Regions from separate parts of the Homo sapiens genome. Here region 2 is linked to region 1. Evidence: read pairs that join two places in POLR2A ChIA-PET (ENCODE). Cell type or tissue: K562. All regions are shown on one strand. Links, peaks and the distances in the headings refer to the core of each region. The heading gives the core; the rest is flanking DNA. Region 1 has its middle 95 kb from the start of NCOR2. Region 2 overlaps NCOR2 (nuclear receptor corepressor 2).

Region 1 (15,778 bases), core at 4,441-12,440:
AATCACACAGCAGAACAGGGAACAGAACCAGTGCCCAAGGCCCAGGCTAAAGGCAGCATGACAACTGTCTCCATTTTGCAAAGTTTAGCTCAGACTCAGAATTTAAATCCAACATGTTGTTCAGCAAACATGTTGTAGAAGCAATGTTCGAATTTCATTAATTGAACACATTAATTGAGCACCTACTGTGTGCCTGACGCAGGGCACAATGGCGATTAAGACAGAAGCAGTTTCCCTAGGAAATGACAGTCCAGTCCGGATCTGTCTGTTGGATACAGTAGCCCCTAGCCCCATGCAGTGGGAGATGGAACCATGGCCCACAGGATGTCCAGGTCCTAAGCCCTGGGACCTGTGAATATGTGTCCTGATACAGCAAAGGGGGCTTTACAGATGTGATTTAATTAAGAATCTTGAGATGGGAGATGTTCCTGGATGATCCAGGTGGGCCCAAGGTCATCACAAGGATCTTTATAAGAGGGAGGCAGGAGGGTCAGAGTCAGAGGAGCTGTGACTGTGGAAGCAGATGTCAGAGTGATGTGAGGCCACAAGCCAAGGAATGCAGGAGATTTCTAGAAGCTGGAAAAGGCAAGGAAACAGAGGCTCTCCTAGAGCCTCCAGGAATAAATGCAGCCTCGCCAACACCTTGCTTTTAGGTGTGACCCATTGCAGACCTGTGACCTCCAGAACTATAAGAGAATAAAATGTGTTAAGCCACTACCTTTTTAATTATTTGTTACACAGCTACAGGAAACTAATCCATGTGTCTGTTTACATTTAGATTAAATAAAATTACAAATTCAGTTCCTTAGTGGTACCAGCCACATTTTAAGTGCTTGATAGCCATATTTCCATCATCACAGAAAGTTCCATCAGCCAACATGGGTCTAGACAGACTATAAACAAACAAACCAATAAATAAGAGAATTTCAGATGACGATGAGAAAAAAAAAAAAGCTTTAGAAACCATATCCTTAGCCCAGCTTAAATAAAGAAAACATTTGGCAATTCCATAAAAGTTCCTGAAACCTTAATCCACGGAGATATAACAGCTGCCTCCCAGGGGCAGGTGTTCTAGGTCTATGATATGGTTAGGCTTTGCGTCCCAACCCAAAATCTCATCTTGAATCCCCATAATCCCCACGTGTCAGGAGAGAGACCAGGTGGAGGTAATTGAATCACGGGGGCAGTTTCCCCATGCTGTTCTCGTGAGAGTGAGTGAGTTCTCACGAGATCTGATGGTTTTATAAGTGTTTGGTAGTTCCCGCTGTATTCATTCTCCTTCTGCCGCCTCGTGAGGAAGGTTTCATGCTTCTCCTTTGCCTTCTGCCATGACTGTAAGTTTCCTGAGTCCTTTCATGCTTCCCCTTTGCCTTCTGCCATGACTGTAAGTTTCCTGAGTCCTCCCCAGCCATGCAGAACTGTGAGTCAATTGAACCTCTTTCCTTTATAAGTTACTCAGTCTCAGGCATATCTTTATAGCAGTGTGAGAACAAACTCATACCATCTATGTGCTTGCAAAATCCACTATGAGAATCAGAGAGAGGTTAAGACACTTGGCCAAAGTGACACAGCAACAGAAGCCAATGGGAAGGTAAGGCTGTTTCTGCAGATCTCTGAGCAGATGGGGAAAGGTGAAAATTCAGCTTTTCTAAGAAAAAACAACAGACTTCCTACAGTTCAGCTAACTCCAGACCCCTTCCCAGGGGGCACTTGTTCCTGTGGGAGACATGTGCCCCCAAACACAGGCCAAGAAGACTGTTAGTTTTCCGCCACTGCTGGAACAAAGCATCCTAAACTTTGTGGCTAAAAACAATAGGAATCGTGTTCCCTCAACGTTTGGGTGGCAGCAGGGCCATACTCTCTCTGAAGGCTGTTGGGGAGGATACTTCCCGGCCCCTTCCAGCTTCTGGTGGTTGCCAGCATCGTTGGCAGTCCTTAGCTGTGGCTACCACACTCTAATCTCTGCCTCTGTGGTCACGTGGCTTTTCCCTGCATGTCTCTGTCCAAACTTCCTCCTTCTTATAAGGATCCACTCCAATCCAGTATGACTTCATCTTCAGTTGATCACGTCTGCAAGGACCCTATTTCCAGAGGTCACATTCGTAGGTACCGGGGAGTGACATAAACTGTGGGCAGGGGGCATTTTTCACTCTAGGACAGAGACTCTGGGCAGTTATCCAGAGCCTGATGGGTGTAAACCTGTGCTTCTCAGATGGCAGCATGCTGCATGGTTAGGAGCACAGACTCAAGCTAGAGAACTGGGTTCAAATCCCAGCTTCACCACTCACTGGCTGTGTGACCTCAGATGCACTACTTCTCTGTGCCCCATGTGATACTGATAACAGTATCTACTATAAGGATTAAATGAGGTAGTGCGTATAATGCTCTTGGAGGTACCCAAGCCCTGTGCAAGCATTTGCTATCATCATAATTTGGGGTTTCCCTCAAGTGGTTGGGAAGACCTGGAATGGATGTAGGCACAGCATTAAATAATATGAAACAGCAAGAAAACCACTCCTTTTTTTTTTTTTTTTTTCTATTCTTCCGCCAACTCCAGGGAGAAACTCTCCACGGGTGCTGAGATGTCTTTGACACCTCGCTGAGTAAGGTTGGCAGAGCTTCCTTCACAACAGCCGGAAACGGTTTCCATTGAAAACCTTCCTCAGGCAGCAGGACAGAAAGCAGACTTGGGTGACACCTTTTGTTTCTCTGTGTTCACTTTCACCATCACCTACTCTTCCGGTAAGTGATATCGGCTTTCCGATTAGGGGGTGATCTGAGCTTTCCTCTTTACGTCCATTTATTTGCCTACAGAGAAAGTGAGTATTTGTTTTTAAAGTGAGCAAATAGCAGTTCAGCAAGGAAAAGGCAGAGGCTGTTCCCATGGGTGGTTCAAGGAGGTGGGGCAGGAGCCGCGCAGTGACACCTGAATGCCTGGGGCAGGCAGCCACCTGGGCTTTTGAGGTCTGGAGTGGAATGTTTCATCGACTGCTTCAAAGGATCCCATTATCTGAACTACCTTCTGATCTGTGTAGATGCCACCCGGATACAATCCACATTCGGCGACCTGCTGGTGTAGCTGGGCTGCACAAGGATCGGGCGGTCCCACAGGACTGAACTAGAGGGATGGGGCTGAGCGGGGCTGAGAGACAGGGCCTGGTGCCATTCAGCCTCCCCCAGTCTCGGCAAAAGGAGATGCAGGGGCCTCACTACGCAAGCATTTAGCAAGCTCACCTTCAAAGGTTTATTTTGCCCCCTTCCTCTGAAGGTGACACGTTCCATCCACAAGTCAGTGAGAAATGGGCTGGCCTGAGCTGTTGGAGAGCGTCGAAGGAGGTTTGCCCCGACAGCTGTGGGGCTACCCCTTTGTCCTGAGAAATTCACAGCCGGGGCCTGATGGTGTGAATGAGTCCACTTCTGGACAGGGCTGTGGGCACAGGGCTGTGTGTGGCTCAGGGAGCTCAGGCACAGCCTCTTCTTTTTCTCTTTTGTACACACTGGGATTACCCGGCTTGTGAACCAGTGAGATCTGGAGACAGATCCTGTGATGAAATCAGGCCACCATAACCTCCCATCATAGCCTCTGCATACAATCCTTCCATGTTCCCCTTTCCAGGTATCTGTTGCTGTGTAAGGAGTTACCCCAAAACTTAGCAGCATGAAACAATAGCAATGATTTTATTGTTATGTCATGGTTCCGATGTTGACTGGGCTCAGCTAGGCGGTTCTGGCGTGGGGCCTCTCATGTGGTTGCAGTCACATGGGGACTGGGGCTGAGGTTATCTCAACCCACATGTCTGGCAGTCACTATTTGATAGTTGATATGTGACTGCCAGGTGGAACCTCAGCTGGGGGCCAGAGCCTCCACGTGTGACTTGGGCTTCCTTACAACATGGTGCTCCAGAAAAAAAATTTCCCAAGAGGGCCAGGAGGAAGCCATAACACCTCCTATAACAGTCTCAGAAGTTCCCCAGTTTCCCTTCCATTGTAGTCTCAGCCCTGGGCAAGGGGAGGGACATAACTCCCAGCTCCCAATAGCAGGAGTGCCCACCTCACATTGTAAAAAGAGCTTGTGGGATGGAAGAATTTGTAGCCATCTTGGAAAACACAGCCACTTCCATCCTTCCTGCTTCTCTGCTCTAATTCCAGCCCAGCTTCTGAAGCTGTGGGCCATTATTAGGCTCCTATAGTATGCCAGCTGTTTTCATGAACATCATCACACAACTAGCTACAGCTCCCCTTGGGTGAGTCTGTCATTTTCCCGTCTTACGAACAAGGGGTCTGGGCATCAGAATGCTTAAGGTACCTGTACAAAGTCCCACAGTTGTTCAGTAACTTTATTGGACATCAGTTGCCCCTTCTGGTCACAGCCCCTCTAGTTTACTTGGAGACAGCCCTTCACTCACCTCAGACCATGTGGTTTGTGTTGAACTGGTTCTCCCCATTGGTCCAGAGATGGGCATGTGACTAAGGCTCCGCCAATCCAAATTTTCCAAACCTCTGGCCTCAGTGATTGGTTCAGGGGTCATTGAATGATCCAATTCTGTCCAGTAAGAGGTATCCCAGGACTGTTGCAGGAACAGTTGGGAAGTGAGAATCTGGACTGATTGAGCATGTTTAGCTGTGCCTGCTGGGATACCATTTCCGTGGTGAAGGCAGGGCATGACTGAGGAGGAAGCCAATATGGACACAAACAACTGTGCATTCTGAGGCCATTGCTTGGGCCCCTGGATTCAGCCATACCTGAGGCCAGCACTACCTCGGAATTTACCATTACAAGAACTAATAACTTTTCCTTTTAGTTGAAGGCAGTTTGAGTTGGGGCTTCTATGATAGCCAAAGTCTCATCCGAGCACTTTGCAGGGCCGAGGCGAGAGGCTCGCCTGAGCCCAGGAGTTTGAGAGCAGCCTGGGCAACATGACAAAACCCCATCTCTACAAAATTAAAGAAAAAAAATTAAGTGAGTGTGGCAGCCTGTGCCTGCAGTTTCAGCAACCTGGGAGGCTGAAGTGGGAGAGTCACTTGAGCCTAGGGAGCTTGAGGCTGCAGTGAGCTGTGATTGCACCACTACATTCCAGGCTGGGTGACACAGCAAGACCCTGTCTCAAAAAAAATGCAGAAAAGGAATTTGAGCCCAGACCTATCTGAGTCCACAAATTCTAAATTCTTTCCCCAGAACCATGCCACTTCCCTGAGTGCCATCTACCTTCAAGGCCCAGATCAATTATCCCTTTTCCAAGACAACCTCCCTGATATCAGCTCACAGCGTCTCCCCTCAGACTCCAATTGCTGGAGTCTGTGGCCTTTGGTGTAGGTGCTTTCCAGGGAAGGCCTCCCTGATCAACATGGTGCCTTCTTCTACCAGGCATGGGTGCCTAAAATGTCACCATCAGAGCCTCATTCCTCTGGGTTAAGCATTGCTCTTTTTGAGTGACTATTTTAAAATCTTGATCCCCTGAGATTGGGAGTCGAATCACCATGGTCCAAGAAAAATGATAAGGGCATTCTTGGAGAGACAGGCAGTAAAACGAGGGAAGAGATGTGTTTCATTCTCACTAGCAAGGAGGAAGTAGCATTTAAAGCTGCACCTTCAAAGGAAAAGAGACTTTTAGAGTTGAGGTTATAGAAAAGGTATCCCAGGTAGAAGGAGAAGATCGAGAGGAGAGAACTTGTGGGACACAGTCAGGAAATAGCCAATTTGCTGCTGTTGCTGGTATACCATATAGGACTGAAGCCAGCTCAGAAGGTCCTGGGATTGTGAAATACCACACTGAGGCGTTTGATATTTATTTTCTGGGTAATAGGGGGCCATCGAAGGTGCTTGAGTCACGGCAGTGGGGTCGGGGGAGTCTCAATCAGAGCAGCAGTTTAGGAAGATGAATCTGTGCAGTGTGGAAGGGCAGTGTGTGAAGAGGCCATAGGCTGGGCCAGGGGAGCCAAGTGAGAAGTGAGGTCATCCAAACCAGAATTGCAACAGTGAGATAAGAAGTGATTAGGCACATTTTGGGGGAAAACTGGCTTGATATAGAGACAGGCCAGGAGGGGTGGAGCCTTAGAACAGCATCGGTGCTGGGTCCCCGTGCTGGGCCCAAGCTCAGCCTCTCCCTCTTTTAAGAGAAGGACCTGTCACCAGCCCACATAATAGCTGTGGCTCCATGCTGGTATGTGGATCAGGATGGGCTTTTTCATTGCTGTGTAGTTTTCCACTGTAAGGATGTACCACAATTCATTTATCCATTTACCTCTGATGGACATACAGGTAGTTTCCAATAACCTCCTTTTTAAATTTTGAGATGTCACCTTGCATGAAGCAATGCAACCTGGGACATTAATGGGATGGGCTAACTATATTTTTCTAGTATACATTAAATACATGCATAATTATTAAAAATAAAAGAGATACTCGTCTGGGACCACCTCCTGTCACTTGCTCCTGCACGAGGCTTGCTTTGGCAAAGGCTGCGAGAATTCGTCGCTGCCGCAGTTGCTGGATTGTTAGATGACGATGTCATTCAGGCCCGGTGGTGGCCCAGAGGCTAAGCTCCCCTTCCCACACCCTCCTTATCCCTGGACAAGAGGCCTTCTGGAAGGCTACTCCTGCTCTGGCCCCTGCCTGCCCTCAGCTGGAAGGAGACATTGTCTCAATTCATCCTGCCTTCAAAGGGCTCCTGTCTGAACCAGGCTCCCGGGCAAACCCCAGCCCAATCCTCGCCTGGAAAAACACACTCGGCCCTTGTTTAGACTGAGGCCGGCCTGCAGGAGGTCAGCCCAGCTGCGAGGGCAGAAGCCTCAGCTCAGCCACAAAACGTGGCGTGGGGGCCCCTCCACTTGCGGCCCCGGGCCCACCCCCGGAGATGGAGGCTGCTCAGGAAGGAGAAAGCCTCACACAGGGACCCTGTGTGCATCCCGGTGGTTGGCCAGGAAGGGCCGGTCTGTCATTCTGGGCTGGAGCTCTCACTCTTGTCAGTCCCTCAGAAACTACACACAATGGATTTTCCTTTCTTCCTTCCCAACCAGACCTTCCTGATGGCCACAAGTGCCCTCAAGACTCCCGATCATAAAAAGAAAACTTTCCCTAAACTGATGTTATAGACCCTGTTGCATCCCCCGCGATTCATGTGCTGAAGTCCTAACTTCACCCTCAGTGCCTCAGAATGCAACGTTATTTGGGAAGTAGGGTCCCTGCAGATGGAATTAGTTCAGATGAGGTCATACTGGAATAAGGGGGTCCCTCATCCAATATGATGTGCTTCTAAAGCGGGGAACTTTGGACACAGACACACACAGGAAGAATGCCATGGGAACATGAAAGCAGAAATCAGGGTGACGTATCCGCCAGCCAAGGGATGCGAAAGATTGCCAGCGAAGTACCAGAAGCTAGGGAAGAGGCCAGGAACAGATTCCCACAGAATGAACCAACCCTGCTGGCCCTTTGATCTCAGACTTCTGGCCTGCAGAACTGTGAGAGAATACATTTCTGTTGTGTAAGCTGCCCCATTTGTGGTACTTTGTTACGGCAGCCAGGGGAGACTAACGTACCCAACATTTCAGTCACAAGGACATTTATTGAAAAGGCAGCCCAGACCCATATCATCCATTTCCTTCCTTCCTGTAGCTCCTCATATCCGTTAGGGATGCCTGTTACCTGCAAGTTGCAGAAAGCTTAACTATCAGTGGCCTGAACAAAATGGGAGTTTTGTTTTCCTCCTCTAAAAAGAAACCTGGCTAAAAATCATACAGTCACATCAATAGATGCAGAAACAGTGTTTGGCAAACTCCAACACCTATCCCCGACAAAAACTCCCAGCAAACTAGGAGTAAAGAGGAACTTCAACTTGATAAAGAACATTTCCGATAATCCAATAGCTAACATCTCACTTAATGGTGAGAAACTAGGTTCTTTCCCCGTAAGGTCAGGAACAAGGCAAGGACATTCACTCTCACCACTCCTTTTCAAGGTCATACTGGAAATCATAGCTAATGCCATAAGACAAGTAAGAAAAGGTATACAGATTGAGAAGGAAGAAATAAAACTGTCTTTCTTCACAGATGACATGACTGTTTAGAAAATCCCAAAGATTCAAAACAATGACAAAAAACACTAGAATGAATAAGTGATTATAGCAAGGTTGCAGGATACAAGGTAACTATACAAAAGTCAATTGCTTTCCTACATATCAGCAATGAGCAAGTAGAATTGGATATTTAAAGAAGCCTGGCAAAAGCTGTTTTAGCAACCAGGCCATGTCAGGGCCTCAGCAGTTCTTATACCTTTCTCTGTAGTGCCAACATGCCTGCCAAAGCTCCAGAACATTCCAGACAGGAATGTGCAGGGAGGGAGGAGAGTAGATGCTGTTGGTGCTCACTAAGCCTCCTCAGGAGAGACTGCTTGAGAGTTTAACACCCTCAACCGATGACAAGTGGGGATTGAGTGAATAAATACCCCAACTATCTCACTCTTCAGGCACATAACTCTGAGCTTGTCTACGCTGTCTCTTGGTGTTCCTCAGAAGAATTGCTTCTATAAAGTGGGATTGGTGATAGTCCTTTCTTCATAGGGTTGGTGTGAGAGCTGCTGCATATAAACCACTGTGCAAAGAGCCAGGCATACAGTAAGTGCTAAATAAATGCCTGTGACTGTGAGCACTCACTCAGTATGGTTGGGGAGCAGAAGAGAGGCCAGTGTAGCTGGAGCTGGACCAAGGCCTAAGGGCAGATGAGACCATGGGCATCTTGGGGCCATCTGTGGTGACCCTTGACCTAAGAAGGTCCACAGACTCATTTTAAAGGAAGGCCACAGCTAGACTCAATCCCTAGGCAGAGTAGGCTAAGAGTGGGAAAACTCTGGACTTGCCAAGGTTCTGTTTCCACTGAATGGGGCACAAAGCAGAAATTTAGTTGAATTATAGAAAACTCTAGAGAGTTCTAGAAAAAAACCTGTAGCTGATGTGTTTGGAGTGGGGGTGGGACTCTTCCAGAGCTATGCTTTGGGCCATCAAGCCACAAGGGCCAAGTTTTTTGAGATTTTACAAGCCAGAGACTCGGGCCTCTGGTCTTCAGGTCAAAATCCCCCCACTGCAGCCTGGCTCTCTGTAAAGCCTGCCTCCAGCGTGGAAACGGGAAGATGCAATGTCTTAGTGGTTAAGCCATGGATGGCCACTAGTGGCCCTTGTCCTGGGCCCTTATCCTTGGTGTGAGATCTGGAATCTCTCTCACAGCCCCCGCTTGGTGTCTTCGTGGGTGGCAGCCTGTTGTCATGGAGGAAGCTGGGATGCAGTTGTGGATGAGTGAATTTATGATGGGGAAATTTAACACAGGGCTGATTCATGGCTTTTCATCCCAGGCCTGGGGGAAGCTCAGACCCCTGTACTCCGGCTGCCTTCATTTATTTCAGACTCGTGTGTGAAGAGGCCGGGGGTGGGAGAAGGGTGAAGAAAAGGTTGAACACCAGGCATGGGGCGAGAGCGCCTTCACCCACCAGGCTCCTCAGGAACCCAGTCCTGGGAAATGGCCTTGCAGAGGGAACAGTCGCAGCTGGGTTCCATTCTCCAGTTTCTAAAAGGAGGCAGGAAAAAAATCATTCTGCACATTTGCAGTCGTCTCCCTGCCTGGCTTTTTTTTTTCTTTCCTGCAAGCACAGAGGACGTGGTCCCTGTGTCCTGCCACAGCGCGTGGGGGCTCGTTAATTAAAGAGCCGAGCAGATGTCACTGTTCATTAAGCGCGGCCGCGTGGCTCCTTCTGCAGACACTGCCGCCCTTTGCGCTCACTACTTAATGACACCGCGTCTCCCTGGCTGCCCCAGCCCTGGAGAAGAGCAGGCAAGGCTGCGTTTCCCCCTAATTTGGCGGGGTGGGGGGCCTCCGCCCCACTGCGTCCTTGTCGGCTGGGGCGCTGCAGCCAGACACAAGGTGATGGAGACTTTTAATTTTCATCATGCCTATCCGTCGGAGCTCCGTTTTAAATCACTTTAACGGCAGATTAAAAATATATAAGCTGATATTAGAGGACATTCTTAGTGCCTTTATAAATATCTTAAATCAAAAGTTTGGCTTAATTGCACTTGAATGGGTACAGGAGGCTGGGGAGGTGGGGGCTGGGTCAGGTGAGCCCCCAGTGGCAGGAGGGGCGGGGAGGGGGCTGGATGGAGGTAGTGCCAGCACCGGGAGAGGAGGAGGAGGTTGCTGCATGGACTCAGAGTTAGAACTTCCATCTGTCCATCCGTCTACCCTGCTGGTCCAGATCTGGAGAGCACGTCAGGTATACCTGCACACCCCGGGCAGACCAAGCCCCTCTCTCCTCTGAGTTACCACCAGGCAGGGAAGATGCCAGTGAGCAAGGAATTCCACAGAGCAACAATTATTCATGGCACACTTTGCGTCGGACACTGTTCCGGGCACTTGATGTATATTATTTCATTTAATCCCCACACAACCCTGTGCATGGGGTTCATGATTATCCTCATTTTATGAATGAGGCTGGGAGAGATTCCGTGATTTGGTCAAGGTCACTCTGCTCTTCAGTGAGAGCCAGGATCTGGACACAGGCAGTCTGACTTCAGTCTGTGCGTTAACCACTGCCCCCTCCTGTCTCTCTTTCCTAATGGGACAAGTGTCAAGACAGGAAAGTTTCCAGGGAGGCATGGGGGGAGCTGACTGGGAGCCTGGCTTCAGCCTGAGGCATAGAGGAGGTTTCCGAGGCAGGGAGGTTGAAGCTGGAAACTGCTGGGTGAGTAGGGGTGGCAAAACGAAGAGGAAAGTGGGCAAGGCCCAGAATGGTAGGTGCAAAGGCCCTGGGGGAGGCACTCACTCAGTATGTTTGGGGAGCAGAAAAGAGCCCAGTGTCATTGGAACCAGACCAAGACCTAAAGGCAGATGAGACCATAGGCATTTCAGGGACATTGGTGGGGACTCTTGGCCCAAGGAGGGCTGTAAGTAGATTCAATCCCTGGGCAGGGTGGAAGAAGCCTGGGAAAGCTCAAGACTAAGCAAGGCCCTGTTTCCGCTGAATGGGACTAAAAGCAGAAATTCAGCTGAGTTCTAGAGCACTCGAGAGCCTCGCGTCTCACTCATCTGAGCCTGCTGAGGTGCGGTGGGAGGACAGCAGTGACGAGGAGGCTGATAGCATGCACTGACTGAGATGGTCTGCCTGTCTGAGAAATGAAGACGGGCAGATGCTGACCTGGAGGCTTGGCAGAAGAGAAGGGAAGTAGAGTCCCTGAGGGGTTGAGATGGCAGAGGTGAGGGGTCAGGAGCTGAGGCCGTGCTATGAAATGTCTCAAAAGAATGTCCTAGAATGTCAGAGGTGGAATGGCCTTTTGCCCATCAAGACAGGGTGGGGCAGGAGCTGAGCTGACTTCGGTCCACACTGACGCCTCTTTTTCTCACACTCCTGGATCTGCGCCATAAGCGAATCTTATTGCCCATACCTTAAAAATCCATCCTCAAGGACTGGGAGAGATATTTGCACACCTGTGTTCACAGCAGCAGTGTTCATAATGGCCAAAAGGTGGAGGCAACCAGAGTGTCCGTCAATGGATGATGGTTAAACAAAATATGGTCTATCCAGACAATGGAGTATTACTCAGCCTTGAAAAGGAAGGACATTCTGGCACAGGCTACGATGTGGATGAATCTTGAAGACAATATAGTGAGTAGAATAAGCCAGTCATAAAAGGACAAATACTGTCAGTTTGCACTGATATGAGGTCTCTGGAGTAGCCAGATTCATAGAGACAGAAGGTAGAATGGTGAGTGCCAGGGCTGTGATTCATGGAGACAGTTTTAATTGGGGAAGATGAAAAAGTTCTGCAGACAGATGGTGACGACGGCTGCACAACAGTGTGAAGGCCCTTCATGCCACTGAACTGAATGCTTGAAAAGGGTTACGATGATACATTTTATGTTATGTGTATTTTACTACAATTTAAAAAAATCTGTCATGACTGTGACCACTTCTCTCCAGCCCGCTGCCTCCCCTGGCTCCAGCTAGCATCATCTCTGGCTTGGACAGGTGCAGTAGTCTCCTCGACGGCCTCTCAGCCTTCATTCCCACAGTTGATTTTCCACTTGGCAGCCAAAGGGATCCTGCTAGACCTAAGTCAAGACAAGCCACTCCTCTGCTCAAACACCTATAACAATTTCCCTTGTCCCTGGAGGAAAAGCCAGTGCTTACCACAACCCACGATGCCCTGCGGGGTCTACTCCCTCACCCTCTGCTGTGTCCCGAGGCTCAGTGCCCCCTCCTCTCCCTCTCCCTCTCTGCCTCATCTGCTCTGGCCTCCTTGAACATACCAAGCACACACCTTCCCCAGGACCTTTGCACACCAGTTGCTCCCTCTTTCTGGAAAGCCCTTCCTTCCAGAAAGAATGGAATATTACTCAGCCTTAAAAAGGAAGGACATTCTGACACAGGCTACAATGTGGATGAACCTTGAAGACATTATATCGAGTAGAATAAGCCAGTTTTAAAGGGACAAATACTGTCAGATTCCACTGATATGAGGTCCCTGGAGTAGCCAGATTCACAGAGACGGAAATTCTCTATGAATCTGGCTACTCCAGGGACCTCATATCAGTCTCTTCCTTCCTTCCGTCATTCCTGCCTGCCTCACTTCCTCATCTCCTACAGGTCTTTTCTCGATTGTTTTCTGCTTTTCCAGCAGCCCTTCCCTGACCTTCCTATTTAAGGTCACACCTGAGTCCCCCTGATTTCTCCCACCCTCCTTGCTCTATTTTCCTCCATAGCTGGTAAATAAAATTTATGTGAGGCCCTCGTTTTGGACTGAGCTCCTGCTCTAGGCCCCAGCAGACCAAGAACGGAGCCACTCCTGCAGGTGCCGTGTAATTAAACTGAGCTTGGAAATGGGGGTAGTTTGGGCTGGGCACAGTGGCTTATGTGTCTGTAATCCCAGCACTTTGGGAGGCCAAGGCAGGAGGATTGCTTGAGGTCAGGAGTTTGAGACCAGCCTGGGCAACATAATGAGACCTTATCTCTACAAAACAATAAATAAATAAATAAATAAATAAATAAATAAATAAATAAATAAATAAATAAAAATTACCCAGGCGAGGCATTGCACACCTGTAGTCCCAGATATTCAGGAGGCTGAGGTGGGAGGATCACTTGAGCCTAGGAGGTTGAGGCTGCAGTGAGCTATGATTGTGCCACTGCACCCCAGCCTGGGTGACAGAGACCTGTCTCTAAAAACAAAAAAGAAAGAAAAAAATAAGCAGAAATAGAAGAAATGGGGGCAATTTTTCTAATAGACTGGAGATTCACAGCAACCAATCAAGGAGGGCCCAGTCAACCTGAGCCAGCCTAAAGAACCCCTTCTGCTTTAACCCTTACAAAGAAAGCAACTTGAAATAACCTGATGTTGAGCAACACGCTGTTTTGGTATCATGCTGATGCTGGCTCTCTAGTCGTGGGTGCATTTGGTGTTCAATGATATTGGTGAAGGGGCTTTATAATCTCAGCTCTGTATACACCCCATCATGGCTTCCGGGGCCACGCTTCCCCTCCTTGGACACAACAAGCTCATCCATACCCCAGGGCCATTGCACTGGCTTTCTCTCTGTTTTGAGATGTAGACACAGCTTGTTTCAACTCTGCCTTCAAGGCTCGATGTTTGAGCTTGCCTCCTCCAAGAAGCCCTCTCTGATCTTCTCCAGAGATCCCTGCCTACCCTGTTCCCTAGTTTTTTGTCTTTCTAGTCCTTTCCGTTTCTGAACGTATTTCTTTGTAGTTGCGTCTGTCTCCTCTCACAAACCTGTACAAACCTATCCAGTCTGAACACAGGGACTTTGTCAGTCCTGTCCTCTGCCATGGCTGTGTTCCCACCAGGCACAGAGTGACAGCTCAATGGATCTTTGTGGACTGTGTGACCTAAGGCAAGCCATCTCACCTCACAGGCCACCTCTTTTTCTCATCTGTAATTTGGGGTCTTCATTCAGCTTGGCAGACTCATGGGATCTAGTGAAATGTTGGTGGCTCTGTAAGCCTTCAGATCATGTTGAAATTACATTAAAAAGTGAGGCTCCTGGCTGGGTGCAATGGCTCACGCCTGTAATCCCAACACTCTGGGAGGCCAATGCGGGCGGATCACGAGGTCAGAAGATCGAGACCATCCTGGCCAACATGGTGAAACCCCATCTCTACAAACCATACAAAAAGTAGCTGGGCTTGGTGGTGCGTGCCTGCAATCCCAGCTACTCAGTAGGCTGAGGCAGGAGAATTGGTTGAACCAGGGGGTCAGAGGTTGCAGTGAGCCGAGATCGCGCCACTGCACTCTAGCCTGGCAAAAGGGTGAGACTCTGTCTCAAAAAAAAAAAAAAAAAAAAGTGAGGCTCCTTATTAAATTGTGGGGAGGTCTTCCACCCTCCCCACAAATCCCCTACTCCCCACATCCCTAAATCCAACCCTGCAGGAGGAATTCTCCCTGCCTCGCAGGCTTCAATCCCAGAGGGCTTCCTGAAGGTGGGGCCATTCTCCAGCCAGCTTTATCAGCCCTTGGGGCTGCAGGGTTGTTTCCCACATTTCAAAGCCTCCTCCTACTCCCCTGTTCCCTTCTCAAAGCCCTGAAACTTCCCCTCTGTAAGCCCTAGCCATCACTGCCCACCGCCCCGCCTCCCAGGCTGGGCCAAACATTTTCTTCAAGAATGCAAGTGGTCAAGGTCACGGCCTTCTCCTCTAGCATCCCCCGCCCCCTAGCCTGGGGAATTAGACTCTGGGCCACACCATCTGTCTGAAAACAATTAGCAATAAACACCAGCGCACTGGGGCTCTGGGTCATGGGGGCTGGTGGGGGATGGAGCGTGGTGGGCAGGGGATGGAGGAGGATGGAGCTGTGGGGGTTCTGAATGCAGAAGAAGGTTCCCGGCTGAATCAGCTTCCTGTCTGTGGGCCAAGAAAAATCCTCCCGGCCACCCCGGGGAGAGAGCTTCCCAGCAGCCTCTTGCAGAATGGAGAGGAGCCTCTACGCAGAATGCAACCTCACAAAGCCCCGGCCTCAGCTGGGGAGGCGGCGGGGGACCATCTGGCGGAGCGTGGAGATGTGTCCCAGCCAGACGGAGAAGCAGCCTTATTTGCGATGTATTGTGTGTTCCGTTTCTCAAAACACTCCACGCATATGCTTCAAGTGTATGGCTTGCAGCCAGCTGGGCCTGGGGTCGGGGGGAGGTGGGGAGACTTCCGAAGCCAAGGGGAAGGGTGACGGGCCTGTCCACGGAGTGCGGACCTCTCAAATGCTCCCCACAACCCAGCCCCAGCTGGCCTGGCACGACCCTGTTCCCCTCCTCCCCTGCTTGGCCTGCGCCTAGCTCTGAAGGCTTTCCAGTCTTGTTCAAATGTCACCTCCCCTTAGAAGGCAAGGCGAGTCTGATTAGCCAAACTGAGTTTATCTACATAAGGTTTGGCTCACCAAGCTGTTTTTTTCTTTTTGTTAATTTGAATAAGTTGCTAGTGAAAAAAAAAAAAGATTTTACATAAAAATCTGGATGTTCAGCTTCTTTTGAAAAATCGAAAGATCTGGCAAGTCTGGGCAGCAGGCCAGCACGGCGCCGGTCAGCCAGGCTGGAGGAGGTGGATGGGCGTCCCTGTAGCCAGGCGTGACTCTCCTGTCCCCGTATCCTGTTCATCCACTCACTGAGTCCACCATGCTGGGACCTGTTGCTGTGCCTGGGCTCTTACCGGGTTTAGATTTCCACAGGGAGACAGACACTGAACCCCTGAACCAGTGCATCCACAACACAATGTCCCATAGTGCCGAGTGTCACACAG
Region 2 (15,778 bases), core at 4,947-12,946, 100 kb after region 1:
GGCTGGTGACGCCTCATTGGGCCGCCTCCTAGTCCCTCCCCCGGGCTGTGCGGATACTTGGGATGCCACTACTTTGCGAAGTTGGAATTCAGAGCTGATCCCACTTGGGCACGACTGGGAAGACCCAGACCCTTGTCTAGAGGGCAGCTTCCTCAGAGGCCTGCGGGGAGTGAGGGCACCCGTGGGGTACGCCCTCCCCGCCCCAGACACTTGCAGGAGGAGCAAGCCGAGGGCGGGAGGGCACGGCGGGCGGGAGGGAGAGACAGGCTGTACCTGGGAGCTGCTGTCGCCCGGGCCCAATTAGCGTGGGGCGCCCGGCGTTATTTTTACATTGTAGGTTTATTTTTTTGGAAGCGAGTGTCCTCCCGCCGCCTGTCGCGCGCTCCGGCTCTCCGAGGGTCTGGTGCAGGCAGCGGGGGCGGATCTGTTCTGTCGGCTCAGCCTCCTCCCTTCCTCCCCCTCCTCCTCTCCCCCGTTGGTGAGAACTGGTTTTATTGTGATTATTATTATTTTTCCCTTTTTGCAGATTTGGAGGAAGGATGTGTGAGGGAGGGAAGAGGGGAGGAGGGGATAAGGGGAGGACCCTGTGGGCGGGGTGGGGGAGTTCTGGGCGCGTTGGGATGTGTTACCGGTGGCCTTGACTTTGCCCCTTTTCAGCCAGATCTGGGTCCTTGCGGCAGCTTTGATATAAGGGGCTCTCCGGGCCAGACTGCGCCGGGAGGGCGACCCGGGGCAGGCTGTGTACCTCGTGGGTGGCCTCTTTGGGGGTGCTGAGGAGGGGCCGAGAAATGGCAAGCAGCAGTGAGGTGGGATGGCCCACTCTGCACCTCAGCTCCTGGGGTTTGACTCTGACCTTTGCCACTTTCCTGGCAGTGTGACCCTGGACAGATGCTTAACTTCTCTGTGCCTGTCAGGTTTCCCATCTGCAAAATGAGGGTCAAAATGGTACTGAGTTCACAGAGTGGTTGTGAGAGCTGACCGTCCGGCCATAAGAATCCCTTGGTACTTGTATGTGTTACTATGACTACTGTGTCGGTATTATTATTCCTGGGTTCTAAGATTGGGCCTTTAATCCAACGTGGTCTGGAAGCCCTGTGAAAAGGGGCCACCTTACCTTTGGCTGGGGGTGGACAGTGGGGGGATCTGGGGGAGGGAGGGGGCCTTTTCCCACTCCCCTCTGCTTGTCCGGAGAGGATGGAGAAGGGCAGGTGCCCCCGCCCATTGAACAGATGCAAAGACTGAGTCAGGCCCAGCAGAGCAATGAAGGGGGGGTGGAGCCAGCGGTGACTGGCGAGTCGGCAGCGCGGCTGCCAGGGCATCCCGGGCTCTGTCTGGCTTCCCTGAGCCGCCTGCCGTGTCCCTGCTTGGAAATTCACTGCTGCCACCGCCAGCGGGTGCCGGGGGAGTCTGTGGTGCCGGTGCCCAGACATGGGGGCGGGAGCGCAGCAGGCCCCAGCCCTGGCCTCTTCCCACTGAGCTATTTACGCTGCTGGGGATCAATACTATTGATAAATCCATGTAAATGGTAATGTGGCTGTCAGGCCCTGGTGAGGGATGGAGACCCCTCCTGGGGCTGCGCTCTCCCCCTCCCCCTCTCGGAGAGGGTTTGGTTATGTGGGAAGGATTTATTTGGCATAATCTGTTCTTTTTCCCCAATTAATAATACTCATGCCACCTCCTAAAGATTTCCCAGAGCTCTGCAAACACGAATTTACTGCATGGAAGCCCTGGGCTGGGGACGGCTTGATTGTTCTCGGGGCCTGGGGGTGGGGGGCAGGGGGCGCTGGCAGCGCAGACACCCACCGAGGGAGTTGGAAGCTAGCCCCAGGAGTCCTGGCCCCCAGCGTCTGCCATTCATGCTGGATGTGGAGGCTGCCTGGCCCCGTTTCCCCCTGGCTGAGAGGGGGCGCATTCATAGTTCTGTGTTCCCAACCCCCATCTGAGAGTGTGGGTGGAGAAGTTGGTGCTTCACTCGGAGATGGGAGGCGGGGGTGGTACCTACGCAGAACCCAGCCGGAGGGTTCTCCTGGGGTCCTGTCTGTGGGAAGGGAGATTTTAAGGCAGAGGAGACAGGCTCTCAGCCCCTCCTCCTGCCGCTGTCTGAACTGAAAAGCCCCACAAATGCTGCCTCTGACCGTGGGCCGGGGGTGGGGGTGGGGGTGGGGTGGCGGGGGTTGAGAGCTTTTATTTGTGTGTGTGTGTTTTCCCTTCCCTGTTTCCTCTTCACATCTCAAACGCTAAACAGCAGCCTCCCCAGGTGACACTTTTGAGACTGGGGAACTGCCGGTGGGAGCTGGTAACTCCTGCCTGAGGTGCCCAGGGGAGGGGCAAGGAGGGCCCCAAGCTTGAGCTGCTGCCTGGGGAGAGCCAGGTTTTTTAGGCCCAGGCCAAGGGTGACAGAAGGTCTGTGTCCCTAGGTGGGTGCGTGTGGTCCCCAGGGAAGTGATGCTTGGGAAAGGCCAGCTGGGCATCTTTTGAGGGAGCTTGGAGCCAGGGAACTGACTTTACAACCCATCCGGCGAACTCTCAGCCTCCATGTTGGAAAAGGCTGTGGATCATACGCTAGTAATAAGAACCAACACCTACTGTGTGCCAGGAACCGTGCTCTACGCAAATCTGCTTGTTTACTCTTCATAACTCCTCTATGAGTTGGTGCTTTTATTATCTTATTTTATAGATGGTGAACTTGAGGCACAGAGAGGTTAAGTAACTTGCCCAAGGTCACACAGCTTGGATGTGGAACTACGAATTAAGACCTGGGATTATTCACGGTCGTGTTAGTGCAGCAGGAATTTACTGCAGACCTGCTTTGCAAAGCTGCCGTAGAGGATATGAAGAAAGAAATGATGTTTCTTCTTTGAGCAGCACCTACGGATCTTTGCCCCAGGTGGGGCAGGAGACTGAGAACTCGTTCTCCCCAGGGTTTGGGGAGAAGGATAGGGCCTGGCATTTCTTTGAGGTCTCATTTTATCTGAAACATTCATGCAAATTTGGCATTCGCCTTGGCGACACTGCTGTGTTTGTTTTGAAATGAAAACATGGTTTTGAATTATTTAGCATGGTGCTCCAGAAAGCTGCAGCGGCAGAGTTCTGTGGCCTGGAGTGCCCATAGGCTGGGCGCGTTGCCCTCGGGTACTGTGTAGCCGGAGGGCTTCTGCTCAGTGAGGCCCTGGGGCAGATGGCGGCTTCATTCCCATTTTACAGATGAGGGCACAGGTCCAGGCTCGCCTGAGGTTGCACAGCGGAGGGACCTGTGCTTATGATGAATGAACTTAGCATCATTGTTATTATCATGTCTATTTTGGAGCAGAGTGAGGCTTCTGAGCCTGGACACTTCCACACTGCCCTGCCCACTTGGCTCCAGCTAGCCTTGAGGAAGGAGCTTTTGGTTTATAAATCTAGAAAGAATTGTCCTAACCAGATATTAGAGGACAATCTCGGAGTGTTTCATCTGCCATCCCCAAGAGAGCCGCTGATTTAGCATTGGAAGTTCCAGCTTGGCCATTTACAAGCAGTGGGCCCAGGTGAGTGCCCCTTGCTCTCAGGGTTTGGGTGCCCTCATCTGCAAAATGGGCACATTGCCGGCCACCTGTGCCATATTGGAGAGCCTTTAGGGGCAAAGGGCATGAATATTGGGTTTGCTGTTCAGCTCTGCAGCTTCAAGCTGTGAATGAGTTACTTACCTATTGTGAGCCTCAGTTTGCTCATCTCTAAAATGGGGGTGCTGCTGCTGCTTCTGACTTTATGGTTGTGAGATATAATGAGCTCCTGTGTGTCGCAGGACACACAGGAGCTGCAGTTTCCATTTTGGCTTATCCTGTTGGAGAGCAAAGACTTCACTATAGAATTCCTTGTGTAAACCCGGGTCCTCACCTACAGGCTGCTCGGATATCAACCATTCCTCCCTCTTAAAAGCTGCTGGGAAAGATCCTCTGATGGACCTGTCTCTTTTCCAGAGCCCCAGGCTTCGGCTTGTTGCCCTTTGGAGACGGTGGGCTCCTTTCCCGTTGGTCGTTGGTGTTTCACAAATGTGCTCAGCTCCCTGCCTCTGCCCTTGACGGTTGAGGTTTTCCATTAGTCTTTAATCACTTAGTGTCTGTCAGGCACTTGGAGTGCTTGGAGGTCATGGGCAGCCCGGAGAGTGGGCGAAGGCTGTGGGGAGGACGGGGTGGGGGAGGCCCCCTGGGGGAGGGCTGAGCTTCCCCTCTGCTCCTGGTCTCTGAAAAAAGGAGCAGGGTTTGAATCGTGCTTCCATTTGTTAAGAACTTGAGTGAAGCCTCTGACCTTCTGGCCTTGGTTTCTTGATTCTTAAAAGGGAGGGAAAGAAAATAATGCCCGCCTTAGAGGGTAGCCTGAGACGGGCTGTCTGGGAACTCCTGCGGTGATGGGAGATGATACGGCTGCGCTGTCCCGTGCTTTAGCCACTAGGTGCCTGTCACTCGGGAGCACTTGAAAAGTGGGTCCCTGCCACTGAGCAGCTGAACTGGTCATTTTATTTAATTTTAATTTACTTAAATTTAAACAGCCACCTGTGGCTGTGGCTAATGGCTACTTAACCCGAGGGCACAGGGTTGGGTGATGAAGTCATATTCTGTGTTTCGGAGCAGGGCCTGGGCTCTTGGTATCTGATTCCTTCCCCAATGCCCCACCTGCACCCCAACTTTTTTTCTGAGGTAGGGTCTTGCTCTGTCACCAAGGCTGGAGTGCAGTGGTACCATCACAGCTCATTACAGCCATGAACTCCTGGGCTCAAATTAACCTCCCGCCTCAGCCTCCCAAATAGCTGAGACGACAGGTGTACACCACCATGACTGGCTAATTTTAAAATTTTTTGTAGAGATGGAGTCTCTCTATGTTGCCCAGGCTGCTCTTGAACTCCTGGGCTCAAGTGATCCTCCCGCCTCAGCCTCCCAAAGCACTGTGATTCTAGGCGTGAGCCACTGCGTCTGGCCTGATTTTTTTCCCTTTTCATGCGTGTTTTCTCTGCGTGGTGCCATCCTGGAGGGTCTTCCCCTTTCAGTGGTCCTTTTTCCCAAACCTAGCCTGGTGTGCCCTCTGGGCTGGTCCGTTCTCCCTGCCGTCTGTCTCCCTCCTCTTCCCACATCTCACTCTTTCTTCCCCCACTTCCTCTCCCACCGGCCTCTGGGGTAGCGCTGTCCAATAGAACTTTCTGCATTGGTGAGAATGTTCTAGATATGCCAGTACCATAACTAACAGCCACGTGGGGCATTGGGTATTAAAACTGCCCAAAGCTGTTGGGGGAGTCTCCTTCCATTCTGGCCCTCCTGGTTTCTGTTCCCCAAGGCAGTCACGGCTTGAAGTGAGGCCAGTGCCACAACCGGGGGATGAAATTTTAGTTTTTACTTTTAATAAATTTGAGTAGCCACTTGTGGCTGGTGGCCACTGACCCTACGGGGCAGTGCAGCCATAGTGACTCCTACTATACGGAGCCGTCTTCCCACATCCTTCCTTAGCTGTCACTTCTCCTGGAGCAGGAGACAGCTCCAGGTCCCTGCGAAGTGTGGGCAGTTCTTACCTCCTGGGGCTGAGCTCATGTGGAAAAACCTTTGTGCAGGTTCATGGGGGCTGACCCAGCCGGACCCGGAGGAATCCTAGGTTAGCACCCTTGCTGGTATCTGTCTGCACAAGCAGATACCTGCAAAAGACACCTATCTGCTTTCTCTAAGTGGGATCATACTTATTTTGTTATGATATGACTTAATACATCATGGACTTCTTTGATGAACATTTTTGGGGATAATGTTGCTTTTTATACTTCTTGGGGAGAATGTAGAAAAACAAAAAGTAATGCATTCAAAACTCTGCCAGTTGCTTTGGGCTTTATAAAAGCTTATTTTTTAAATGAAAGAAAATGCATTGACTTGTAAAAAAGAAAATTAACACATTGCGTAAAAGTCTCCCTCGGTTCCTGGCCTCCCAGTTTCTGTTCCCCGAGGCAGTCACAGCTTCCCGCGCCTGAGTTTCCTCCGAGATGCTCTTGGCATATGTCGGCCTTAAATGGACTGTATGTGTGCGTTCCCTTTAAAAACAAACATGCAAGTGGTATCACGCCATATATTCAGGTTTGATTTTCGCCGTCATAGTCACATCCTACGTGATAATATGTTTCGGAGCCGATTGTGGAACGTAGAAAGCAAGAGTTGGCAAACTATGGCCCTTGGGCCAAATCCGGCCAGCCCACCACCTGTTTCTGTATGGTGCACAAGCTGAGAATGGTTTCTCCATTTTTTAATGGTTGAAAAAAATCGAAAGAAGAATAATATTTTATGACATGTGAAATCATATGAAATGCAAATTTCGGTGTCCATAAATAAAGTTTTGTTGGAATGCAGCCACGCTCACTCATTTACATGTTGTCTGTGGCTGCTTTTGGGTACAGCGTTTGCAAAGTTGAGTAGTTGTGACAGAGGCTGGAAGGCCTACAGAACCTAAAATATTTACTCTCTGGCCCTTTGCAGAAGATATTTGCCGATCCCTAATATACTACCTCACTGTTTTGAACCTCAGTGTAGCCTTGCACGGTTTCCCTGTTGAGGAAACTGTGGCCCAGAGAGGGGTGTGAGTTTGAAGGTCATTCCAGGTAGGCCCTAAAACCCCTCCTTCTAGCCTGGGCTCCTGTTCTTGCTGAGTTACGCTGATGCTCATGGTTATAATTTGCTGTTGTAGAATGCAGTAGGAAAGAGGGGATGGTTAAGGCAGCAAGCACTTGGCCTGATTTTTGGCACAATTTTTTGGCCTCTTAATTGGTGACTTTAGAGTGGTATATAGTTGCTGTAGCACCTACTCTGTGGCACTGCGTCGTTTTCACAATTTTCCAAAGCCGTAATCCATCTTGTTTCCCTCTTTGCTTTGGCTACTAGGAAGCTCAGAGCCAAATTTTGCAGCCTGCTTTCTGCAATCACTGGTTTATGTTTTGGCTTTATCTACTTCATCCTGATTTTGGATTTGTTTGTCTCTCATTTTTTTTCCCTTTGCCCTGAGCTTGCTCTCTGATTTTTATCTTACCTTACACATTCCTGAGAGTTGTCTCAGTTCTTGAGGGGCAGAATGGATCAGGCAGGAGCCGAGCAAAGGAAAACACTTGTTGCAAGATGCTTTCATGCACCATCCCCTGCACCAGCATTCCATAGGAGGAAACCAGAGGCTGGCCCTGTGGAGTGTCTTAACCAAGGTCAGACCCTGGGTGAGAACTGAGCACGGTTTTGGGGTCCGACTTGGGAAGATGACGGTGAGTGACTTGGATGGTGAAAGATGTCCCATTTGAGAACCGGATGGGGCCCTCGAGAACTGCTTGGCCTGAGGGAATGCCCTGGAGGTGGGGGGCTCAGCACTGTGGTACCCGGAGACCTCGGGATTGTTTTGGAGGCAATATTGCAAGTGCGTCTGAAGCCAAGGGACCTCTGGGCCATCTGGTTCCAACCTGGACTTGTGGCTGATGCTTCAGGTCCCCTGCTTCTCCTGCTGGCCTTTCTTTGCATCTGGAAAGGAAGTGGGGGGAAAGGTAAGTCAAAGGGTGGGCTGTTGGAGGTGGAATTGGACCAGACCCGGGTGACCAGTCACCACTGGCCTGCATGTGTCTGTGCGTATGTGCCTGCAGGCCGGGTGGCTCCTGGGGGTCAGTCTTTTCTGGGGTCCGGAGGCCCTCTCCGCCTCTTGTCTCCCAGGGTTCACTTGGTTTTCCGTGGCCTATATTTGCATTTTAGGGCTGATGAGTGGATCTGGGGGGACCCACAGGTCTGAGTGACATGGCCTTGGGCAATAATAAAGGCTCCACGCGGAGTTCCTCAGTTTCCCTGGCGGTGAAATGGGGTGATGAGTGACACGTGGCTCACAGGCTGTGAAGTGAAGGGCATTCAGGGGCCCGTTGGGGTGCAATTGTCCCTGCAGACCGTGTCGTAGCCCCTCTCCCTCCTGACTGTGACTCGTGGGCCCACGGCACTGACCCCAGGGTCAGGGAGGTGGACCCAGCAGTCTCCTTGCCATTGCTCAGGGATGTCCCAAAGGGACCTCGGATCCCACCTATGCAAAAGTGGATCATTGACCCCCGCATCCCCCAGGCCCCTGTTCTGGGCGTCCTTCTGGAGTGAGAGACGTGGTCCCAGCCACCTCTCGATGGCCCACCTGGGACTGCAGCCGCCTCCTGCCTGCTCTCTGGCTGTCATCCTGTACCCACAGTCCCCTCTCTGCAGGCAGCCCAGTGGAGCCACAGCAGCTAGAGTGACTTGACCTCATCAGCCTGCAGGGCTTCCCACCATTTCTTGAACAAAAATCAGAATCCTTCTTACAGCCAAGGAGGCCTGCACGCCCCCCATCTGCCCACCTGTGGCCTCCCCTTGGCTCGCTCCCCACAATTCTGTGGTGGGGCTGGGGAGACCTTGGGCCAGGTCTGGAGGGGGGGTGGGTGGGAGAGTTGATTTTTCTTTGTGACCCAGGGGATCTGTCTGGGGATGCTCTGAAGTCGTTAGTCCCAGAGGCCCAGACCCACAGGGGAGGGCCTCGAAGGACTCTGTTTGTCCTCACATTGAACTCTGCGGTACCTGCTGAGACCATCAGGGAGCATGGGCCCCAGTGTGGCTATAGTGTCTCGGTGACCATGGGAACCTGCCTGGTGCCAGCCCTGCTCCTGAAGCTAAAGAGGAGAGCCTGCCGGGTGGGGTTGGGGCCGGATGCAGCTCCAGGCCCTGGCCTGGGCTTTTCCCTAGGCTGGGCCAGGCCTGTCAGCATGGGGGCCTGCAGGGGATGTCGCCCTCTGGAGCCTGGCAGGAGTCAGGGGGCCTTTCCTGGGTCCTGGGGGCTTGGCCAGGTCCACAGGGTCAGGATTTGGGAGGAATTCTGTGTGGCGGTGGCTCCTGGGTGATGCCCACTGCTGGGTAAACCAGGGGAGGAAGGCAAGCGGGAGAAGTTGGGAGACACCTGCTTTAACCTGCCATCCCGCCCACCCACGCCATCTGCCACCCTCCTGGATATTTTTATTTTCGCATCGTCTGCCACTATCATCCCCTGGCCTAGGCTGCTGCATGTTGTTGGACAGTGCCTGTGCCACCTTCCCACCCATTCACGTCCCTCCTGGAACCTCAGGCTGTGACCTTATTTGGAAACAAGGTCTTTGTGGATGCGTTTAATTAAGAAGAGGTCATCCTGGAGCAGGGTGGGCCCTAAATCCAGTGGCCCGTGTCCTTATAAGAGGACAAAAAGACACAGAGGAGAAGGCCGTGCGATAATGGAGGCAGAGGCTGGAGCGATGTGGCTGGAAGCCAAGAAGTGCCAGGGACTGCTGGGAGGAAGGCTCAGGACAGACTCCCCCGCAGAGCCTCCAGAAGGAACCACCCCTGCCAACACCTTGATTTTGAACCTCTGGCCTCCCGAACTGTGACAAAGTAACAGTGGGTTGTTTTAAGTCCCCGGCGTGTGGAGCTTTGTTTACAGCAGTTCTAGGAAGGGAACACAGCTCCCATCACAGCTGGCTCTTCACTGGTCACCCTGAGACCCATCCCCCACGTGGCAGCCAGGGGGAGGCCTGTAAAACCCAGGGCAGGAAAACCCAGGGCAGGACAGTCCCGCTGCTGCTCTGAAAGCTGATTCCCTACCTGGGCCGTGAGGCTCTACCCTCTGCCCCGGCGTGGGCCGTCCTCTGCGACCTGCTCCCCTTGCCCGCTCTGTCTCAGCCACACCGGCCTCGCTGTTTCTCCTGAAATGCACCAGGCAGCTTCCGCCACGGGGCCTTTGCACTCACCCTGCCGGAGCACTCTTTCCTGGTATCCGCAGGCCTCGTCTCATTCCTTTGCCATTTTTCTCGGATTTTTTTTTTTTTTTTGAGACAAAGAGTCTTGCTCTGTTGCCCAGGCTGGAAGTACAGTGGCATGATCTCCATGCACCGCAACCTCTGCCTCCTGAGTTGAAGCGATTCTCCTGCCTCAGCCACCTGAGTAACGGATTATAGGCGCACATGGCTAATTTTTGTATTTTTAGTAGAGATGGGGTTTTGCCATGTTGGCCAGGCTGGTCTCAAACTCCTGACCTCAGGTGATCCACCTGCCTCGGCCTCCCAAAGTGCTGGGATTACAGGCGTGAGCCACCACGCCTGGCCTGATATTTTCATATTGAAAATTGCACCCTCTCCCCTCCCTCCCTCGGTTGTTTCCCAGTGTGCCACCTTCTGATAGATGATGGTTTCACACGTTTGTCATCTTGCTGTTGTCTGTCATCCCTGCGAGAATGGACGTTCCACAAGGGTGGAGACGTCTGTCTGTGTCCCAGGTTCTAGAGCAGTGCTGGGCACACTGTGGGTGCCTCGTAGATGTGTTGAGTGTTGGGCTCTGGCTGGGCATGGCCTTGCCTCGTGCCCTGGTGCCCGTTGGGAGTCCCAGGTTGTCCATCCATCCCTGTGACTGACACCTGTACCCTCCCTCACCTGTGGCCCCCTCCTGCTCCCGCAGAGCCTCCAGGTCACTGAGCCTGTGGCCATTCCCTCTCTGTCCCTCCCTTGGTGGCCGTGACCACCCCTTGCTAGCACTGAGCTTGGCCTCTGAGCTCCACGGGTGAACATAAGCCCACAGAGAGGCCCAGAGTGGCCAGGGTGTGGGAGAACCACGTTTTGCCTAATTCAGCCTTCACGCCTCCATTTCGCCATCTATAAAATGGGCATAATCAGATTCCTCGTCTCTCGAGGTTGTCTTGAGCGTTATGGGAGGTCCTACATGAAGGTGCTTATTGCCTGACGCTGGGAGCACAGAGAAGCCTTCCATGTGGGCTGGGCCAGTGCTTACTGTTTTCAGTTTGCCGTGTGGGTGTTCCCTTTGCCAATTTTTGGAGGAAGTTGGGGCATCACAACCAGGCGACCCCAGGGACCGGGGAGGGACTTTAAACCCGAGTTCCCATGGATGGGTGGCCCGAGACGGATCCTTCCTGGCCCTTGCTCCTCTCCCCAAGGAACCAAGTTCTGGGGGGTCCAAACCCACTGCAGCTTTCTGGGCGGATTCCCGGGGCCAGCAAGACTTGTCTGCTGTTTGGCAAGATAGGAGACCCTGGTGAACTCTGGGAATGGTGGGGGGCCCCTCTGCGTTTCTTCAGCAGAGTTCTTTCTGTCACTTTGTGCTCGTTTCCGCATCTGTAGAATGGGGGTAACTGCAGTCCCTGGTGCGTAGGGGAGTGGACGCTTGGGGGGACTGCTGTGGCGATGACACCCGAGCATGTATACATCCTGCGGACGTTGTCACAGCTGTCTGTGCCCTGGGGCTGGGTCGGGATGCCCCCGTGCCTGCCACTTGCTCGGGCTCCCTGGGCTTTGTGAGCTGTGCACACACTGGAGGGTATAGTAGGGAGAGCTGCTTCTGCAGGTGTCCTGGTGCAGGGGTGCCCCCTGCCCCAGCGTTGCTGTCTGGTGTCTGAGCAGGGAGGGGCAGAGGTGAGGGTGCTCCAGAGAGGGCCCTGAGCTGGTAGGATGCAGGCAAGCTCGCTTGGCACCACATGGGTTAGCTCATCTAAGCTTCACAATAACCCGGTGTGGCCAGAACTATTAGTTTCCCTGTTTACAGATGGGGACACTGAGGCACAGAGTGGTGATATCATTGGCTCAGGACACACAGCTCCTAAGCTCCTTGCTTGGTGGGCAGCTGTCATGGGCAGGGCCCATTGTGTGCTTTCATCCCTTTCCCCTGGACTGTGGTCCTCAGGAGTGACCAGGGACAGTCCTGGGTCCACCACGTGCCCAATCCTGGACATCAAAGCCCACGTCTCTGCCCTGACCCAACCCATTCCCCTCCGGGTCACCCTCGAAGGCTCCCAGGCTGCGGCCAGCTCTGCTGTGCAGGAAGCTGACCCTGTCTGTCTTGGCTTCTCCCTGCTCAGCTATAAATAGCAGCTGTAGCGGCGGGCAGGAAGCTGCATCTCCCGGCACCTGGGCCCTGGGCGCTGCCCCCTTGCCGCAGCGGCACCTCCCGGAACTGTGCGGCCCTCAGTGGGAACGTGGAAGGTGGAAGCGTGCTGCGCATCGGGTGTGTGCTCTCTGGTTTGCTGTGTGACCTTCAGGCTCTCGCTGCCCTCTCTGTGTCACAGCCCCCGTCCGTGGGTCCAGGCCGCCTCTGTGCTCGCGGTGCTGTAAGGAGTGCCTGGGGGTGCTTGGAGGTGCGGAGGGCACAGCATGAGGTTTGACATTGAGAAGGGGGCGCCTGGCTTTTGCCTTGGAGAGAGGGGAGTTGAGTGGGAGGGGGCACCGAGGGAACCTGGGGAGGGGAGCTTCCCAGAGGAGATATTCCCTGTCTGGATGCCCAGCTGGGTGGTGGGAGGCTGGAGGGCCATGACGATGTGGAACTGCCTGGAGGGCCCCAGACTGGGAGGTGGGCCATGGGGAGGGCACGGAGCCTTGGACACCCATCCCCACTGCCAGATTGCTGTGTGATTTTTTGCACAGCGTCTCTGGGACCTGTGAAATGGGAGTGATGCCACCTCGCGGCACCTCTGGCAGGAAAGAGACGCAAAAGGGCTTTGAAGCAAGGAAGGCGTTTTGTCGTGCCCTCGGTCATCTTTAAGCATCAGGAGGGTTCACGCTGCTCACGCCATTATGTGCTTATGGGGCAGGGCTCACCCTGTTCCTTTTTGGCCTGCCCCGGGGCCCTGGCTCCTGAGTGGGGGTTTGTGAGAGCGTAGTCACCAGGAGCTGCAGGGGAGGGTGCTGACCATGCCAAGGACATCCTGAGCAGCTTTGGGTGGCCTCTGGTTCCCCAGCTCCCCCACTCCCCATTTTGAGGGACACCAGCTGCGGAGTGGGGGCGCATGCAGCTCGGGCTCTTGGACGTCTCCTCCCGTGGGTGCCCCACAGCAGCTCAGCTCTACCCTGCAAAGCCTTCTGCAACCTGGCATGCAGGGACGTGAGGAAGCGTAGGTTTCAGCAGTGGGGGGATTTCTTATGGATCTTACTAGAGCATGGGCTGTACAATCGGGCCATTTGTGACTGGTCAGAAAAAAAACGTTGCTCAAAAGTATTGATAAGTTCTTTGTTGTTAATCTAGAGAGGGAAGTCTCTAGTGTTAGGCCACAGGGCTCTGTCTGATCACGTTTTCATCAGATGCTGGACTCTGCACTGCTGGGGACGTGTATTCACGTACAGGTGCTGGCACTGGTCATGCTCACCCATGCTGTGTAGCAGTGGAGAGACTGAGGCACGTGGACCCTGGGGAATCGCCTGTTGGGAGTTCAGAATCTGTGGGGTGGGGCCTTGGGAGTTCCCTAGAGGCCTAAAGATTTTTGTTTTTGAAGCCTGTGTTAAGCTGAGTAATGGTCCCCCGAACGATGTCCTAATTCTCAGAAGCTGTGAATATATTATTTTATGCTGCAAAGGGGATTTAAGGTGGCAGATGGAATTAAGGCTGCTAACCAGCTGACCTTGAGATGGGAGATTATCCTAGATTATCTGCCCGGGCTGGAGGTAATCACAGTGGTCTTTATAAGAAGGAGGCAGGAGGTCAGAGAGATTTGAAGATGCTGCGTTGCTGGCTTTGAGGATGGAGAAGGGGCCATTAGCCAAGGAGTGCAGGCAGCCGCTAGAAGCCATAAAGGGTGATGGACAGGTTCTCCCCTAGAGTCTCCAGACTGGATGCAGCCTACCGACACCTTGAATTTAGCTCTGTTAGATCCATTTCAGACCTTGGATCTCCAAAACTGTAAGGTAATAAACTTATGCTGGCTGGGCACGGTGGCTCACGCCTGTAATCCCCAGCACTTTGTGAGGCTGAGGTGGGAGGATCGCTTGAGGCCAGGAGTTCAAGACCAGCCTGGGGAACACAGTGGGACCCCCTGTCTCTATAAAAAACATAGAAAACTAGCTGGGCATGGTACCTGTGGTCCCAGCTAATCAGGGGACTGAGATGGGAGGGTCACTTGAGCTCTGGAGTTGGAGGCTGCAGTGAGCTGTGATCATGCCACTGCACTCCAGCCCGGGTGACCAAGTGAGACCCTGTCTCAAAAAACCAAAAAACCTCCTAACCCCCCCGAAAAAACTTGTGCTGTTTTAAGTCACCGAGTTTGTGGTCATTGTTACAGAGGATGCTTGCTGCCCCCACAGAGCCTGTGATTTCCCTGTGAACCAGCAACCGGGAACAGGGCCGTGGGTGATGTGGTCATGGAGACAATGGCTGCGTTCCTACCATTGGTGACCTTGGAATTAAGTGACCCCTCAGTTTCTTGACCTTGACCTGGGGGCTGTGGCTGAAGAGCACAGAGTGAAGAGAGAAACCTGCAAACGGTAAAGGGCTGTGCTAGTGAAAAGCAAAATGTAAAAGAAACACACAGAGGCAGAGAGACATTTGTGCTTTCTTTATTCTTTTCTCTTCTTTAGTGGTTTTTTTTTTTGAGACAGGGTCTTGCTCTGTTGCCCAAGCTGGAGTCCAGCTCCATTCGCAGCTCACTGCAGCCTCGACCTCCCAGGCTCAAGCAATCCTCCCATCTCAGCCTCCTGAGTAGCTGGGACTACAGGCACATGTCACCATGCTCTGCCAGTTGTTTTGATTTTTAGTAGAGATGAGGTGTCATTATGTTGCCCGGGCTGGTCTTGAACTCCTGAGCTCAGGAGATCCTCCTGCCTTGGCCTCCCAGAGTGCTGTGGTTACAGGTGTGAGCCACTGCACCCAGCCCCTTTTTACTTTTTCTTTTTTTTTAATCCCTTAAGTCCAGCTGGAGTACCTGGTCCCAATGGTTGACCAGAAAATAAATAAGTCCCCAGCATGTCTCATGACAAGCCACAGTTGATTTCTCCCGGCTGGGTCTCCCATGTGGGCTCTTGGAGCCGCGGCCTTTCCCAAGGGGCGGGTGTTCCGGATTCTCAGAACAGCAGGGCACATGCTGCTGCCTTCCAGCTTATTAAAAAGAGGAAGAAAACGGCCCGCGCCTCCTTCCCCCAGGCCTCTGGGCCTGCATGCAGAAACCTGAAGCCTGCAATTAAGTGAAACTCGATCCTTAGTGGGGAGAGGTTCTCCTGGGCTGCTGGAAGAGACTCCAGGTCCCAGACCCCGAGGAGGACCACTGGCTTGTCACAGACTATGTGGGGTCTTGGGGGCAAAGAGGCGGCCAGGGGAGAGAGGAGAGAGGGAGACCAGGCCGGCCGAGCCTTAGCCCAGGACACCAGACTCGGGGCTGTAAGCTAAGGTGGCTTTTGTTAAAAGAGAAAAAAATGACAGGTGACTTTCAAGTCACGGGAGCCCCCTTCCTGGAGGCCACCGCCTCTCACTGGGGCCTGGGCTTTTCCACGAGCCTCTGTGTATCGCTGCACGGCCTGGGAACCTGCCTTGTCTGTGGACACGTGGATCTGTGCGCGCTGCTCTCCTGTTTGCTACTGGGGGAGCCGTATGACTGCTAGTTTTGTAGGTCAAAAGTGGTCGAGTATTGACAGCTTTGTATATAATTCAGTGCAGTCGTTTTCTCGGCTAGACAAGCGGCAGACCTGAGTGGTTCCAGACACTTTGTTCTCATGCACCTTATCACATGACTCTGCCTCAGTTTCCTAATATGTAAAATGAGGACCTAAGCAGTCCTCACCTTCTAGGGTTGTTTTGAGAATTAGAAGGGTAATAGACACAGCATCCAGAACCGTGGCATTAGCTATCATTATTTTTATCTGTATGATTACAGGTTTTCACCATGTGCTGGTGCAAACCAGCTTTGATCCAGTTGGCTAATTTTAACTTCTTGTAGTATTTTGTCATGGGGATGTGACGTGAGCTTGGTGTGTTTCCTGGAGAAAGCTACTTGGTGCTTGCCATGGGAA

The links. Peaks named below come from ENCODE experiments on the same cell type or tissue, not always from the same donor. Only the 100,000 strongest peaks of a DNase experiment are listed, where the experiment ranks them.
Region 2: POLR2A ChIA-PET joins it to region 1 with 5 read pairs; 5 of 35 experiments call an interaction of 5 or more read pairs at or near these places.

The regions. Positions count from the first base shown.
Region 1 is chr12:124,655,014-124,670,791 of GRCh38, reverse strand. No RefSeq gene overlaps it. Among named protein-coding and RNA genes, the nearest start is that of NCOR2, 95 kb to the right of the region's middle. RefSeq lists an enhancer at 3,955-4,124. In K562, for the core only: a CTCF peak has its summit at 9,151; a DNase peak (open chromatin) is centred at 9,148; H3K27me3 peaks cover 5,257 bases.
Region 2 is chr12:124,550,908-124,566,685 of GRCh38, reverse strand. The region is part of intron 1 of NCOR2 (nuclear receptor corepressor 2); the gene reads left to right. Among named protein-coding and RNA genes, the nearest start is that of NCOR2, 8.8 kb to the left of the region's middle. RefSeq lists silencers at 1-28, 229-328, 5,829-6,123, 15,209-15,503 and enhancers at 7,952-8,711, 10,230-10,987, 14,729-15,023, 14,607-15,425. In K562, for the core only: no CTCF peak of the experiment used is centred there; a DNase peak (open chromatin) is centred at 9,500.